Linked DNA regions of Mus musculus: region 2 is linked to region 1. A link is a loop called in an ENCODE intact Hi-C map of the cell type or tissue named here. Cell type or tissue: heart. All regions are shown on one strand.

Region 1 (8,000 bases):
GCTACAGAGGGCATAGAGATCCAAATTACGGAGTGTCTCTGGCCAGCACTCTACAGTGAGGGAGAGAGCCTGAGTCACTTTTCCAAACAATAAGGGCAAACAAACAAAAGCAGAGGCTAATTCCTTTAAAGAATTAGCATCATTGAAGAGCTGCATTTTTATGGCTTCTCTGGGGTTATTATTTAGTCGTTTAAAACTGATTTTTACTTGATGTTATCTCATTTTTTAAGTAGTTTCCCACTGACATAATTGTTAGCAGTTATATTATTACATACTGCCTGTAGTGTAGTCAGAATTAGCAGCACTTTAATTAGAGGCATGGGTTAATGTTATCAGCTGTTGAGGGGTCACTTAATGGAAGGCTGAAGCCCAAACTGCCAGGACATAGGAGAAGAACATCTAGGGCTTCTTCAGAGACATCAGAATGTGGACACTGTGATAGTATTAACAGTTGCCTTGACAAAACCTAGCATCACCTGGGAGATGGGCTCTGAGCGTGCAGGGGTAGGAGAGCATCTTGTCTGTTAACGGAGGTGGGAAGACCTGCCCACTGTGGGTGGCACCATTCCCTGGCTGGAAACCTAGGCTGCATAAATGGAGAAAGGAAGTGAACAGCAGCATGTGCTAGCGTCTCTGTTCATAACTATGATGGTTGTAGTCGGTGTTTAATTACTGTGAAGGGACACCATGACCATAACGACTCTTATAAAAGATAGCACTTAATGGGGGCTGCCTTAAAGGTTCAGAGGTTCAGTCCATTATCGTCATGGCAGGAAGCATGGCAGCATGCAGGAGGACATGATGCTGGAGAAGTAGCTGAGAGTTCTACATCTGGATCCATAAGCAGCAGGAAGAGAGAGATACTGGGCCTGCTTGGGCTTTGGAAACCTCAAAACCCACCCACAGTGGCACACTTCCTCCAACAAGGCCACACCCCTGATCCTTCTCAAGCAATGCCACTCTCTGAAAACTAAGCATTCGACTCTATGAGCCTATGAGGACCATTCTTCTTCACCCCACCACAGATGGGATGCTTCAAGATCCTGCTGATTTAATTCTCAACGCTGAGCTGTGACCAAAATGAAACCTTCGGGATTGCTTTTCGTGGGGTGTTTTATCCCAGCGACAAGAAAGGCAGCTAAGGCAGAAACACCCTAGGTTCAGCGCCAGCTCCACCATGGGGGATCTTGATGAATCTATTTACTTCTCCATTGGGCACAGCAGATCTTTTTTTTTTAATTAGATATTTTCTTTATTTACATTTCAAACGCTATCCTGAAAGTTTCCTATACCCTCCCCCCGCCCAGCTCCCCTACCCACCCACTCCCACTTCTTGGCCCTGGCGTTCCACTCTTCTGAGGCATATAAAGTTTGCAACACCAAGGGGCCTCTCTTCCCAATGATGGCCGAATAGGCCATCTTCTGCTACATATGCAGCTAGAGACACAAGCTCCGGGGATACTGGTTAGTTCATATTGTTGTTCCACCTATAGGGTTGCAGATCCCTTTAGCTCCTTGAGTACTTTCTCTAGCTCCTCCATTAGGGGCCCTGTGATCTGTCCAATAGATGATTGTGAGCATCCACTTCTGTATTTGCCAGGCACTGGCATAGCCTCACATGAGACAGCTATATCAGGGACCTTTCAGCAAAATCTTGCTGGCATATGCAATAGTGTCTGGGTTTGGTGGCTGATTATGGGATGGATCCCCAGGTGGGGCAGTCTCTGGATGATCCATCCTTTCAATTTGAGCTCCAAACTTTGTCTCTGTAACTCCTTCCATGGGTATTTTGTTCCCTATTCTAAGGAGGAATTTAGTATCCACAAGTTGGTCTTCCTTCTTCTTGATTTTCTTGTGTTTTGCAAATTGTATCTTGGGTATTTTATGTTTCTGGGCTAATATCCACTTATCAGTGAGTGCATATCAAGTGACTTCTTTTGTGATTGGGTTGCCTCACTAAGGATGATATATCCTCCAGATACATCCATTGGGCACATCAGATCTCAAAGCAGAATCTATCCCATAAGATTGCATAGTGTGTGCAATGTTCTTTGAACACTGCTTGACTTGTTTAAATAATTTCAAGTCTCCAGATCCAGATGGAATAATATTTATGGGACATGAGCAATTTACAAAAAATTTTGTCAAATAAAGATTGATTTATTTTAATTTTATGTGTATAAGCACTTACTTGTGTGCATGTGCACGTGTGTGCACGCGCGCGCACACACACACACACACACACACACACACACACACACACACACAGTGTGCCTAGTGTTCATGGAGGCCAGAAAGGCATCTGCTGCAGGATTTTCTCTGTCCAATCACATTAGGGCACTGGGAGGCTTGTTTTTGGCCAATAGAAGGGAGGCAGAGCAAGGAGTTGGCAGAGAGAGAGGTCTCAGGAGGTGAGAGAGAACAAGAATGGAAGCCAATGTGATGTTATCAAAAGGTTAGAATAATTGGGTTAAAGCTTTATCATTATTATCATTTGGCTCTGAAATTATTGTATTGGCATCTTATAAATTGGGTTATTATTGATACATTAATCTGATTGGCTAATTAAGCATTAAGAGTCTTGATTCTACCGAGTAATTAGGTGTTGTGATGGCTAACCAGGGGTCTGTGGGGTGTTGTGTGAAAGTGAGAGGAACTCGGAGAATAGGGGGCATCCAAGAGATGGCCCGGTGGGAGCCAGGTGGCCTCACAGAGTCAGCGAGTTGGTGGGCTGAGAGACTGAGCAAGTGAGATAACCTGGTGCAGGGGCTAGCTCTAGAGAGTTGTTGGCAGTGGCAGGATTGAGTGTGTGGCCTGGCCCTGATGAGAGTTGGCAGGTTCATATTTTTTAATATTTCCTGCAACAGGCATCAGACTTGCAGAAGGGCTCTGGACTTACACACTACTGTGAACCAGCATGCAGGTGCTGGGAATCAAACTCATGCCCTCCGTGGAGCACCGGGTGTGCTTAACTGCCAAGCCATCTCTCCTAGAGGAATGGGTTTTAGGTTTAGATGCTTTTAAGAAGAAAGCCATTGGCACTGAATAGAAGACATGAGTGGAGATCAGCAGAGCTCTGAGAAGGGAGCAGAGGAGCAAGAGATCTCTGTGAGGGAAGGGGTCCTGAGGAATGGACACTCATGGCCACCAGGACAAAACTGCTTTTAGATACCTTAGAAAATGCATTTTGTTACACAGGCAATTGCCTGGCCCACCTAAGTAAGTGCAGTTTCGCTGGTGACCATGCCTCATAAATTGCTACCATCCCATCATCTGCCACTGCTGAGCAATTCTGTCTGAATAACCGAGGAATGTCCCGTCAACATGGCTGCAGGATGACATCTTCCTGACTGGGAAAGTTTTTATTGTTCGCCTCCCCTTGACGATCAGCTGCCAGATTCCTAGACCGACTTCCCACAGATGAGTTCTAGAAGCGAGTGCGAGAGGCACGGTGCCTTTTCATGGAAATCAATGGGGCCTTGACTTTAGGCCAAAATGGACTGGCAGGAGACTAACCACCTTTACTCCCTACAGGACAAAGGTCAAACGCTGTGTGACAAACAGCAAAAGGCTGTGGTCCCCAAGAGAAAGGAGGGACACAAATGAAGAGCCCAGAGAAATGTGCCGTGAAGGTTCCCCAGGTCCTGAGGAGCGGAGCGTGATGGGGCAGCACAGCCTGGGATCTTCACCATGGGGAGTCTGGCAGGGCCAGAGCTCAAGGTGATGAAGGCTTCTGGAGCAGAACTGAGAGGGTGGAGACAGCAGACGGGGAGACAGAAAGAGATCTGCACTTGGCTTTGTCTTTCTATTCTGTTAGTCACGCATCTGAAGAAACTAGCTATAGAGAACAAAGAGGCTCCAGAAATAAACTCCAGACTTATCCCCAAGGACCTGAGCACATTGTCTTTCCCTGGCGCCAATTCATTCTTGGGCTGCAGCACACTCTTGCTCGGAGCTGGAATCCCAGTTCACTTGTGGCCTCCCCAGGCCTAATGCTTTGACTGGACTCTGAATACCACTGCGATGTGCAGTTGCAGTGTATTAAAGTTTTTGTGCATGTGTGTCCCACCTCAGTAAGCGCGCTTCTCCTGAAGGCAGAGGCCATGCTGACTCTTTCCCAAGTGCGGCTATATAGCTCAGAACAAAAACAGTCCTTACTCGGGACTCTGCTTCTGCAACTTTGCCAACACCTCAAGTTATCATATTTAACTCTTCTCACAACACTTGAAAGAGGAACTGTAACGAGCCACTTATCGGTGAGGAAATATAAACAACAGAAGTTGCTGTTACTTAAAAGTTGCTGTTATGTGGCTTAGCTAAGTTATTTTGAGCTCAGGTATATCTACTCATGCAGTTTATGCTATTGGTTAGCATTTGTGAACTGGTTAAACATGCAGCGTTACGGTGTACGCAAACATACAAGTCTTCCTTATTGCCGGTGGCTCCTAGGATCTAGGATTCATTTTGGAAATCACGTACATTTACAACAGAAGCATTTGCCTAGACATTTCCCTCTAATTTGTGAAAGAAATCTTGAAATAGTCAGGTGAACATCCAAAGGCACCTGTACTTTGCCACGTGGCCCATTCAGAACCGAGGCGGGAGAAGTCACGCGGGGCCACGTGGCATCTTGACATTCCCACCCGTCCTGTTTGAGGTGCCATTGAAGTATCTCCTCCTCGGCTTACTTCACTTGCCTCACTCGAGACCCGCCTGACAGAGGAACGGCTTGCTTCACTCCAATAGCATCCGAGGGTCGAAATGAATGTAAAAACATCAGATTTCCCATGAGGCACTAGGTCTCGGTGTACAAGCAGGGGCCCCGGGCAAGCACTTAGGTAAGTGGTCTCAGTGGTCTGGCTTGTCCCTTGTGTGAGAGCTCTCAGGGTAGCAGGAGTGTGCGGGGTTAGAACGGATTTGTCTCAGTCTTAAATTCCTTAGCCAGAGAAGCACACCAGCATCCTTGGGCCTTACAAAATAAAATATAATACCAAACAAACAGAAAACCAAAATTCAAACACTCGAGGACATTCATCTGACCTTGCTCTTTCTGCAAACCACAGTGAGAAAAAGCAGGAAAATCACTTCCAAAATCTCTAGCTGTCCCCTCCTCCCCCAATCTCCAGGAGGTGGCAGTGAGCAGAATGTTCAGTGAATAAGGAAAATAAATAAATAAATAAATAAATAAACATTATTTTTCAAAATATATTTTTATAACACTAAGAGGCCATATTTTTAATTTCATGGGTTTTTTTTTTTTTTTTTTTGCTACAAAACATTGAGATATTCAGCAAATGATCATTGTAATCAACATTCAGGAATAATTAAGGCAACTGTGGTACTCTAGCTGTTTCTTTTAAATCCAATCCTGTGATCAGAAGGTACTGGCAGTGATTAGGTCTTAACCAGGACAGTATGTCTGTCCAGGGCTGAGCTATGAAGTGTGAGAGGCTCAGCGGTGCTCTGTCTGTCTGTGTTTCCATCTGAGGCTTCACCTTGGGCTTTAGTGATTACTCTGCCAGACTTCTGGCTGTGCTGAGATTAAAAAGAAAAAGGAAAGAAAACCAACATATTCTTCTAGGCTGTGTGTCACACACACACACAAAAATTGCACCAATTATCATGTTTGTGTTTTGTTGAATGGTTCTATTTAAATAGATTATATGCTAAGCAAGAGTATTTGTGAAATTCACAGCTCGGCGTTAACCTGGCTGTTCCCCAGAGCGCCCATCTGAGAAATAAGTAATTTCAACAGCATTCGCTCCCCAGAAAGGAGCCAGGGACTTGTATAAGGGAAACACTGAACAGTCTCACTCAGCCATTTTGAAGTGAGGAGGCATCTCCTTCCAGGCTCTTCCATCTGTCATGTTCCTCTCGCCCCAACATTTAGTTAGCACTTCCCGAACGCCATCTTCCCAGTGGTGAGGATACACAGGGAAGACGCTGGCTCCCTGTCAGTGATTACCTAGCTGTGGAAAGCCCCGAGAGACTACCCAGCTCCCCTGACCCCTCAGCTCCTGGCACTGTCCAGGAGCCACTAACACTCTCTTCTGTCGCTGCAGGTTTGTTTTGTTTTGTGAGTCAGGGTCTCATGTGGCCTGGGTGATTTCACATGTACTACAGAGCTGAGGCTGGCCTTGAGTCCTGACCTCCAGCCCTTGTGGGAAGCCACATGTGCCGTTGCAGAGTGACACTGACTACTGCTGGCCACCATGCATAAGTTTGGACAAACAACCAATGTGTACATATACAGTAAAGACTTTTGCAAAGACACTGCCTGGCCCGGGCATGATAATGAGGCTTTGAGAGTATAACCAATCAGATGTGAGACATGCAAATGAGGTATGATAATGAGGCTCTGTGAGGTACAGAGAGAGAGAGTAGCCAATCAGATGAGGAACATGCAAATGAGGTGTAGTGCATAACCAATCCGGGTGTGAGACACGCCTCTCCTAGGCCTATATAAGCAGCACCAGTTCTGGGCTGGGGTCTTTTCACCTCTGCAATCAAGCTCTCCCAATAAACGTGTGCAGAAGGATCCTATTGCAGCGTTGTTATTGCTGGTCGAGTCCGGCGTGCGCAAGAAGCCCTCACTGCCTGAGTTTTGGGATTACAGGCATGTACCAGCATGCCCGGGTATAAATAGCCCTTTCCCCTGTGCATGCATGTGTATCTGAGGGGCACCTGTGTACACCCATGTACGTGTGTTTTGGAGACAAGAAGTCTACATCAGTGTCTTCCCCAATCACTCTCCCTCATCTTTTTTAGACAGGGCTTCACACTGTGACTAGAGCTCACTAAATCTGGCTATCCTCGCTGGCTAGCAGTCTTCAGTGATCTGTCCATCTCTGCCTCCCCAGTTCTGAGGTTAAAAGCATGTGGAGCCACTGTGCTCGCTAAGGCACTGCAGATGAAAACCAGCACCTTGTGTGCACTCCAAACACTAGACTGGAGTGTGCACTACACTATACTGAACTGCTCTGTGCCTACAGAAAACATCTTCAGTGGAAATGAGGATGGCTTTGGAGCCCCAACAGGCGAGGCAGCTTACTACATTTAATATGGAAGGGATTACCACTTTATTGTCTTTGTCTATATAGCTCCTGATTCTTTGGGACCTATGAATCTCTGCTCTTGACAGGGTCTCACTTCACAGCTTAGTTTGGCCTCAGCTCTCTATCTTCCTCCCCCAGCCTCCTCAGTGGCAGGATGACAGGTGTGTAACACCACCTCTGGCTTCTCACACTGACAGAATTCCAGCAGCTACCTAAAATATTTAATATAATATTCTTTTCTTTTGAGGTAAGGTTTCATGTTGGCCTCAAATCTACCATGCATCTGACCTTGGGTTTCTGATCTTCCTGCCTCTGTCTCCCAAGTACTAGAAAACAGGGATTTGCCTTCATGCCCGTTTAAGTGATGCTGGGGATTGAATCCTGGGGACTGACTGTGCTAGGCAAGCACTCTTCCAGCTAAGCCACATCCCGATGCACAATCCTTCAGCATTCTGTGTGGCTATTGAGATCATAACATGACACACCGCGGTGCCACTGCATCTCGCCAGTCACTAGATGATGCAGCTTCTCCTGCAGATAATGGGGAGAGGTGCTCTGCAGAAAAGGGTGGCTATGTGCCACAGGAACAGGCAGGATTCTCAGTGGCTCTCCTCTGTCTGCATCTAATTCAACAAAAACACAAGTAATGTTTCCACGGTGTCCAGCACTTGACAGAAAATCACTTAAATCCTCCTGTCAGTGCGGAGAAATAGACACTGTTTTCAACTCCTACAGCAGTGAAGTCAAGATTCAGAATCCACGGAGCCTGGCTCACATTTCTAGAAGACTCTCCTAACTTAAAGTGTCACAGGGAGACTATAGACAATACTGTTGGATGGCATAAGCTTTGAGACAAAGGGGCAAAATAGTCTTGGAGTAAGCTGGATAGATCTTATAGCTTTAAGATGTCCTTTCATGCATCTTATATGAAAATGCCTGTGTGTG
Region 2 (8,000 bases), 60 kb after region 1:
CTGTTGAGAATATGCGACCTCCTTAGTCTTGCCCTGATGCTCACAGAGTTTTCTGCACAATGCCACCTCCAGGTAAGGCACCAGCATTGGGAACTGCTTTGCAGTCTATTATCTACCCAGTGCTTACTTCACAACAGGTGCCGTGCAAATGACAATTCACTCAGATTTTCAATTAGTAGTAGTGGTTGGTGGATCATCCACACTACGTGCTTTTATTCTACGTTCTGAAGTTAAAGTCTCACACAAATGAGATAGCAGGGGTCGTGACTATACCCCAAAGAGTTGTGTATAAGGATTGGTACCCAGCCTCTGGAGCTACAGGAGGTCATGGTTTGCTAGGAGAATCGGATCCTGCCCTCTCCCTTTCTCTCTTTACTCCCGGACTACCACAAGGTGAACAAGATTTCTCCTTCCACAATGCATTGCTACCACAAGCTGGATGCCATGGAACAGGCAACCAGAAACTGAGTCAAAACATACCTTTCCTATTTCTAAGTTGATTTATCCCAGATATTTGTTACAGTGTGTAGCACATGAAAAAAAATAAATCAATGTAAATTTTTTATTAAGTAGTATTAGTGTTCATAGGAAAACAAAGTAGTGTAAAGGGAAAAGGGAGAGAGAGGAAGGGAGAGACAGACAGACAGAAAGGCACACAGAGAGAGAGAGGGGGAGGGAGAGGGAGAGGGAGAGGGAGAGGGAGAGGGAGAGGGAGAGGGAGAGGGAGAGAGAGAGAGAGAGAGAGAGAGAGAGAGAAGCGAGTCCCCTCTAAGGCTCTACTGAAGTCTCACCTAAGCCTAGAGGTCTGGAAAGATTTAGAAGTAACAGTGCTGTGTGACGTTACCATTTAACATGGTCAATGAATAACTCTGATTTTCTTAACCCAGTGTCTTTGACCCCACTTGTTGGAATAGAGAAAGCCTAAAGCCTCCCTCTGAAAAATAGCCAGAGATTGCCCAGGATATTGTTGGCTGCTGATAACTTAGGTATAGCCATTGCAAATACGTAAATATCACCAGAATGGATCATTTTGAAATTTTTACTCCTGTCATTTTAAATTAATTACTCTGTCATTTTACCAAAAGGTCAATGAGCAGAGATTTATCACTTTTTTTTTTACATTTGTACTTATTTTTAATTATGTACATGCGTATGTATCTATGAGTGCAGGTACCCTTGGAGGCCAGAAAGGGCATTAGATGTGCTGGAGTTGATGTAATAGGTATTGTGTGTTGCCCAGTGTGGGTGCTGGGAAGTGACCGTGGGTGTTTTGTGAGTATCCTTAACTTCCAAGCCCTCTTCAGCCCTAGCTTCCATTTTCTCACATCTAAGGAGGCTCATTATTCTATACAACTCTTATATACAAGCTTCCACCAGAACTTGGTTTGTTCCAAGTTCCCTGATGGGACACCTACACAATTCGAAACTATTTTAAGAGAATAATTTTATTTTTGAGGTTGTCCCACCATTCTTGATTTTACTTCACACCTTTCTTTATAGCAATCGTGTTTAATGATTCCAGTTTGTTTCTCCACCAACGAGTCATATAGTATATCTACATAGTGCTAGTATCCGAGGCTGATTTTACAAAGCCACTTTTATGACGATAAAGCAACTTCATTCACCTTCTCTCTTTCTTCCTCCACTCTCATTGGCTCCACTACACTACCTGTGTGTGCGCTGTTTGCCCTTGGCCTGGATGAACACTAAAGAGGCTCCATTCCTTTGTGGTCACTTCTTAATCATTGAAAAATCTTGGTTGTTTCAAGTTCAGAAACAAAACAAACAGCGCTCACTTCTGTAGCCCAAAGTGTTCAATTTCATATTGTGAAAACATTAATCTTGCTTAAAATGGCATTTAATAACTTATTTACTTAAAAACAGCTGGACTGTATTTTGAGATTATTTTGAGAGCCATCTTCAGATAATTCTGATTACTGTTAATTACTATCTTGATAGCAGCTTCAGATGCCTGTCTTTTAAGATAAGATGAGACTGCTCTATACCTAACCTTGGAGACAGATCCGATTAGAGCTCTCTGGTCAGAATGAGAGGAAAGTGGTCCATCAGCAACCACTCATCTGGATAGGCAGGAGCATCCCTGGGAACCCACACACAGCTCCCTGGAGGGCTTGTGATATGAAAAGATGAAACATTTAAGTCTCATGCTCTCTGGATGTTACTTCTTCCTTCCACAGAGTTCATCCACACCTCAGACTCTATGATAGACATGCAGAACACATGTACGTGAGTAGTAGCACTTATAAATCTCGGCTGTGCATGACTTAACCCTCAACCTTACCCGTGAAGTAGGAAGACCTCCCTGGGCACCTGACCCAGATTCTGTATCCAACAGCTTTCTTCCCTAGGGTCACCCTTTTAATTGCCAGATGTAGATGCATTCAGGTCTGACAGTCACTGTGAGCATTGGTGCATAAGGGAAACATCAGAAGATGCTTTGTCCTTTATTCAAATATTCCAGACAGACCTTGCTCACACAGGAAGAACAGCCAGGCTTGTGTTTCTCACCATAGGATAGCCACAGTGTTTGCAGCCAACTTTCTTATTCCAGTGAAGAGCAAGAGGAAGTGATTTCCAGGGTTTGCCTCATGTGTGGGAAGCCGCACCGGCCGAGAAGTTGCAGGCAGTGACTCGCAGCGTGAGAGCAGGGGACAATCCATTTCTGGGGAGGAAAGGGTGCTGCCGAGAGACTGAGATGAAGCAGAAAGACCTCTGATGGTGACGGCCACCTAGTCCAGCCCTGTGTTGTCCTGCAGAAGGATAGGAGTTATTCTGGCTCCTGGTGACACAGATCTCAGCCCACCGTGGCAGGGAACACATGGTGGCTGCTCCTTCAGTGGGGAGAGTGTGAGCATGGCACGTCACAGAGCAGTGGACCAGAAGGCACAGAGCTAGGACAGGGACAAAGGTCTGTTGTCCTTGTGGTCTACCTCCCCTAGCAGATGCACCTCTTAAAATAGCACCAGAAGCTGGCAGTGGGGGTGGGGGAAGAGTCAGCCTTTAAAGTATGAACTCACAAGACCTTTCAGACTCACACCCTAACACTTCCTTGTGTCCAGCATGGCAATCAGCTTCAGAGAGAGACAGACCTGGGGCACTGGGAGAGTCAAGGTAGCCGGGGCTTTAAGAGCACAGGAAAGAAGGGTACGGCGTGGAGATGAACTCTGGAAAATGGCACAACTCCCTTTGAGTCTTCACTTGACTGATTTGGGGAAACCTTCTAAGCCACGTAAGAGCCATGTAGAAAGCACAAGAACGGTGTCCATAGCTCACAAAGGGCAAGCATGGTTCTCAGCTGTGAGGCCCCAAAGGACGCTTCACTGTCCTACAACGGCGGTCAGAACACTGAGGAGCGCTTTACCTCAGCCACCTGCAAGGCCATTAGCCACAGATTAAACGTTGCTCTAGTGTGTGGTTAAGATCCAAGAGTTAACAAGTCCCAGAATATTCCTCAGGAATCGTCACGGAAACACTGAAGCAGCGGGCATCTGAGGAGGCAACTGCAGAAGGTCTAGGATGGAGAGGAACAGCAGAAGGTGTGCCCTGGAAGAGGTGGATCAAATGTACAGAGAGAAGAAAAACAGTCAAACTAATCCAGGAAGTAGAGGTGTTAGAGACCGTAGATAGCAGGAGTAAGTCAGCTATTATAATTACTATAACATCATTATATCATACATTCATAAAGCCGATCAACTGTCAGAACCCATCACAGAGAGATGCCAATGCTAAAAGGCAGGCAATAATTGCTTATTTAGAGACAGGAGATATAATACTGACATACAATACTGGAGGAAATTAAGAATGCCTTACATGTTTCATTAGAAAAGATCTTTGAAGCTCAAGATAAAACTATAGAAACCATCAAAATTAAACACTAGGAATAAAAGAAAACATTACCACATATGTGATAGTTTCAAGTTGTCGAGTCTCAGTGGGATTGGGGAAAACTAAGGTGTGGAGGGAACCACATCCGAAGTCTTCCCAATCATAATACGAGACAAAGATGGAGAGACGAAGGGACTCCAGCACTGAGGGGAGATTCCTACTGGGATGACTCAAGCTAAAGCTGGTGGAAGGGCGCCTTTAAACACTGAAGCAAACCCAGCCTGAAAGCTGTCACTTGGTGAGCATCTCTTAATAACAGTGATGAGCACTTTCCCAGACATATCACAAGGGACGGAATTAACCAGATAAAGTAAGTTAACAGGAAAAGAAGGAAGGGAGGGAAGGCGGGAGGGCAGGAGGGAGGGAGGGACGGAGGAAGGGAGAGAGGGAAAGAGAAGAGAAGAAGAGAAGGAGAGAAAGAGAGAAAGAGAAAAGAGAGAGGGAGAGAAAGACTGACCAACTGCTAGAAATAGTGCCCATCAGGGGGCGGGGCAGTGGATGGCCCAGTGAGTTAACCGCTGGCTGGGGGAGCATGAAGATCTGAGTTTGACCCCATGTCCCTTGGAATTAACCGTCCTATAAGTTCAAAAAAATTGTTCTCACAAAGAGGGTTCCATAGTTTAAAAACCGAAATACTAATTATTAATATATCTGATCAATCTCTTTATAAGAATTTCTGATAAATTTTAGTAAATTAATTTCCAGTCAGGGAATATTATTCACCATTCTTTAACTTGATAATAACTTTCCTCTAAGACAATTCTGTAAAAAAAAAAAAAATTCAATTTGTAGCAAGTTATCACAAGAAATTGTACTGATTTAATAGTGACTACTACCATGGTAAGAACCTTTGGAAATGACGCTTGTATTTACATACTGCGTGGAGGGTGTTGCCTCAGTGCACATGAGGAGATCAGAGGACAGTTTGTGAGCATTCATTCTTTTCCCTGCACCATGTGGTCTGGCAGCCGAGCTCAAGGCATTAGGCCTGGTCCTAACCACCTTTCTGGCTGAGCCATGTCACCAGCCCTCATTTTGTACTCTCTTCTCATGAACCATTAAAATGTGCAATTGATTGGGGCCGGAACCATGCAGCAGGGTGCTGGCCAGGAATCCAAGAGACCCTAGGATTCAACAATCACAGCACTACAGAAAACAAGTTATAGGTAGATAATATGACCACCATATAAATGTGCGCATCTAAACCCCTCCCTCCCCCGCACCCCTGCCAATGCTTCTTGGCCCTTTCTCGATAACTTCTGTAGCTCTGCCTCTTAACACTGGAGAGAGTTGGAATCAGACCTTGTGCTTCTTTCATTTAGCAATGTGTCCTCAGTCTTCCTCCATGTGTGCTCATGCCTTGCTTGTTTTGTTCCTTTGTGGTTTGTTTGTTTTATGTTTTTTAAGATTCCACGGTGCTGTGTGTCAACCCCATCCACTCATCTATTGAGGAGCAGGTCAATGCCCACTGAGTGTAGGCATTAGCGATGAGGTTTTTATAAATGTTTATATGCAGAGTTTTTCGGTCAATTGAGTAGATGTTGAGGAGCTAAGTCATACAGCGTATCTTTAGCTCTGTTAAGGAGCTGTGGGCCACCTTAGAAAGGGCAAGAATTCCCCTTCCTCTTCCTATCCCATAGCTGTGCATGGTGCTATCTTAAGTGATAGCTGTGCACTGTTACTCCTTAATGTTTCCATTTGCCGTTCCCTAATGACATGGGATGGTCAGCATCACTTCATTCGGTAGGATATGAACAAGTACTAGGGAACGAATAGCACGTGCGTCATCATCTGCGCCGAGTGGCAGCACCTTGTCAGGGCTCTTGGTCAACACTCTTCCAACAGCAAAGTGAGAGTCTTCCAAGCACAGCGTGTGTCTGAGGCATCTCAGTTCAAGGACCCATTGTAACATCAGCAGGTCTCTGGTGTCGTCTCTAGAATGATGTGAGTAGATTGATGTTTTGCTAAGTACCATGTGTAGCATTGTATTTCATGGAACAACACAAATATTCCTTCTAGACCAGTATATATAAACTTTTCCCTAAGCATAGCCATCCACAACAAAAAATGCATTTCTCCATGATCTTCAGCTCATAAAACCATCAGTGACAGGGAGATGACACGGTCATGATGGCCTGTGTTGCATTTGTGTGTGTCCTGTGAATCACATCCTCTTATCTGAGATGTGAAAGGCTCCGTAGAACTGTGCACTCTCTTCTCCAGTCAAGGTGGCCCAATGTTGTTGAAAAAGCAAAATGTTACCGTAAGGGATGCAGGCACACAGCTGCAAAAGGCATGCCAGTGTCATAGAGAGGAGTCAGACTTTCCGCAGACTTTGGTTGGAGCTAACAGTAATAGCAACCATTTTTAAAACATGCAGCACTCATTTCCAAGGCATCTCCGCAGATTCAACGGCACTTAACAGTCCTGACAAGCCCGTGGAGGAGAGTGAGCAGAGCTGGCAGCCCTATGGCGCTGAGAAGTGGCTGCCACTCTCCAGCAGGCTGCCATTGTTCTCTTCCCCGTCTCTGAGCTCTTCAGTCTCTTAGTTACCACAAAACACGCATCTCATAAATGAGAGCTATGTATCAAGGACCTGGAGGAAAATGCTAATTTTGGACGTTTTTCCTGGCATCTCATCTCTTCTGACAGAAAGAAAAGCTACTCTCAGCAGAGTTTGATTGGTAATCAAGCACCTCACAGCTTCAAAGCGGTGAAAGAAGCGGCCATCTCTGGAGATGAAACAGACCGGGATTGCTTTTCCATCTCTCAGAATGAGGCTTATGTAAGGAAGAATTCTGAGATCTGTACAAGACTGCGTTTTCCCCATTTGTTCTCCCATGATCCTCAGCTCCATCCTGCTCTGCAGTCCAGGAAGATTACAGGAAAGCCAGCTACGCAGAGAGAAATGTGCTGCTTCCCGCGCACATAAGATACATGTGCGTGCTTGTCAGTGTGCGTGTGACTGCACCGTTCACACTCAACTACAGAGACAGAGAGTATGTGTTTAAGGCCAGTTGAAAATGATCTAGAAATACAAAGTATTTTCATACCCGTTGAAATGTAGCTTAGCGTCAGTTTTTGTGCTTCAGAACTGCCTTGATGTCTACATTTTTCTACTTAGAATATTCTTCAAAATTTGGTCTTTGGATTTTCAGAAAAGTGGGTTCTAGTCTGAGATGCACTTTATGTGCGAGCACCACACAGGTGTTTCTAAGGGTTGGGGCCTCACAATTGGTAGGCTGTAGCTAAGGTTCCTCTCTTGTCTGCCACGGTATCTTCCTAAGTTCCTCTGAAAGGTTGCCACTCATTTCCACTCATACTGTCTGCTTGTGGAACTTGCTCACTGGAATGTGATGGTCACTTTCTCCTATCACGCTGAACTGTGAACCATACAGACAATAATACTGTGAGCACGTGTGTACTGGTCAGAAGGCCACACGTCAGAGCATCTTCATACAAGAAACTTGGACCTCAAAAAGAGTAGGCAATTTGTTCTCAGTGAGAACCTGCATTTTCTACTTATTTAAATATCTGAACAGATTTGCCGCATGTATACAATTCAAAACATTTTTAGCCAACCCTTATGTTGTGAGAAAATTCTGGTTCTTATTGCATTTGTTTTTTTATTGAAGGACATGTTATATATCCAACTGAGAAACATTTTTAAGTAATGAAACATACTGCCTGTGGTTCACTGAGTTTACAATATGCTCTTTCTAAGACTTAGCTACTTTTATTTTATTTGTATAAGTCTTTCTGCCTGCATGTGAGTGTAGGCATCATGTACATTGTGTGAGTCTTTTTGCCTGCATGTATGTACACACCATGTGCACGTGTGTATGTGCACATGTGCACGTTTGTGGAAAGAAGAGGGTGTCAAGAGTCCCTGGCACTAGAGCTACAAGTGGTTGTGAGTCACCATGTAGGCACTGGGAACTAAACCTGGATCCTTTGTGAAAGCAGTAAGTGCTCTTAACCAGTAGGCCATTTCTCCGCCCCCTCTAGACTCCCTATATACCGTAATATACTCTCTCTATACAGCAGCTCATTTAATCTAACTACAGCAAGCTGCTAGGAGATGCATATACACC

The links. Hi-C counts contacts between places; a loop is a spot of excess contacts. Peaks named below come from ENCODE experiments on the same cell type or tissue, not always from the same donor. Only the 100,000 strongest peaks of a DNase experiment are listed, where the experiment ranks them.
Region 2: it touches region 1 in a loop (1.8-fold over the local background); 2 of 42 quality-filtered maps call a loop at or near these places.

What each region holds. Positions count from the first base shown.
Region 1 is chr6:145,519,312-145,527,311 of GRCm38, forward strand. The region is part of intron 2 of Gm38475 (a long non-coding RNA gene); the gene reads right to left. Among named protein-coding and RNA genes, the nearest start is that of Gm15499, 80 kb to the left of the region's middle. In heart, no CTCF peak of the experiment used is centred here; no DNase peak of the experiment used is centred here.
Region 2 is chr6:145,579,087-145,587,086 of GRCm38, forward strand. All of the region lies in intron 1 of Gm38475 (a long non-coding RNA gene), which reads right to left. Among named protein-coding and RNA genes, the nearest start is that of Gm38475, 31 kb to the right of the region's middle. In heart, no CTCF peak of the experiment used is centred here; no DNase peak of the experiment used is centred here; H3K4me3 peaks cover 460 bases; H3K27ac peaks cover 1,173 bases.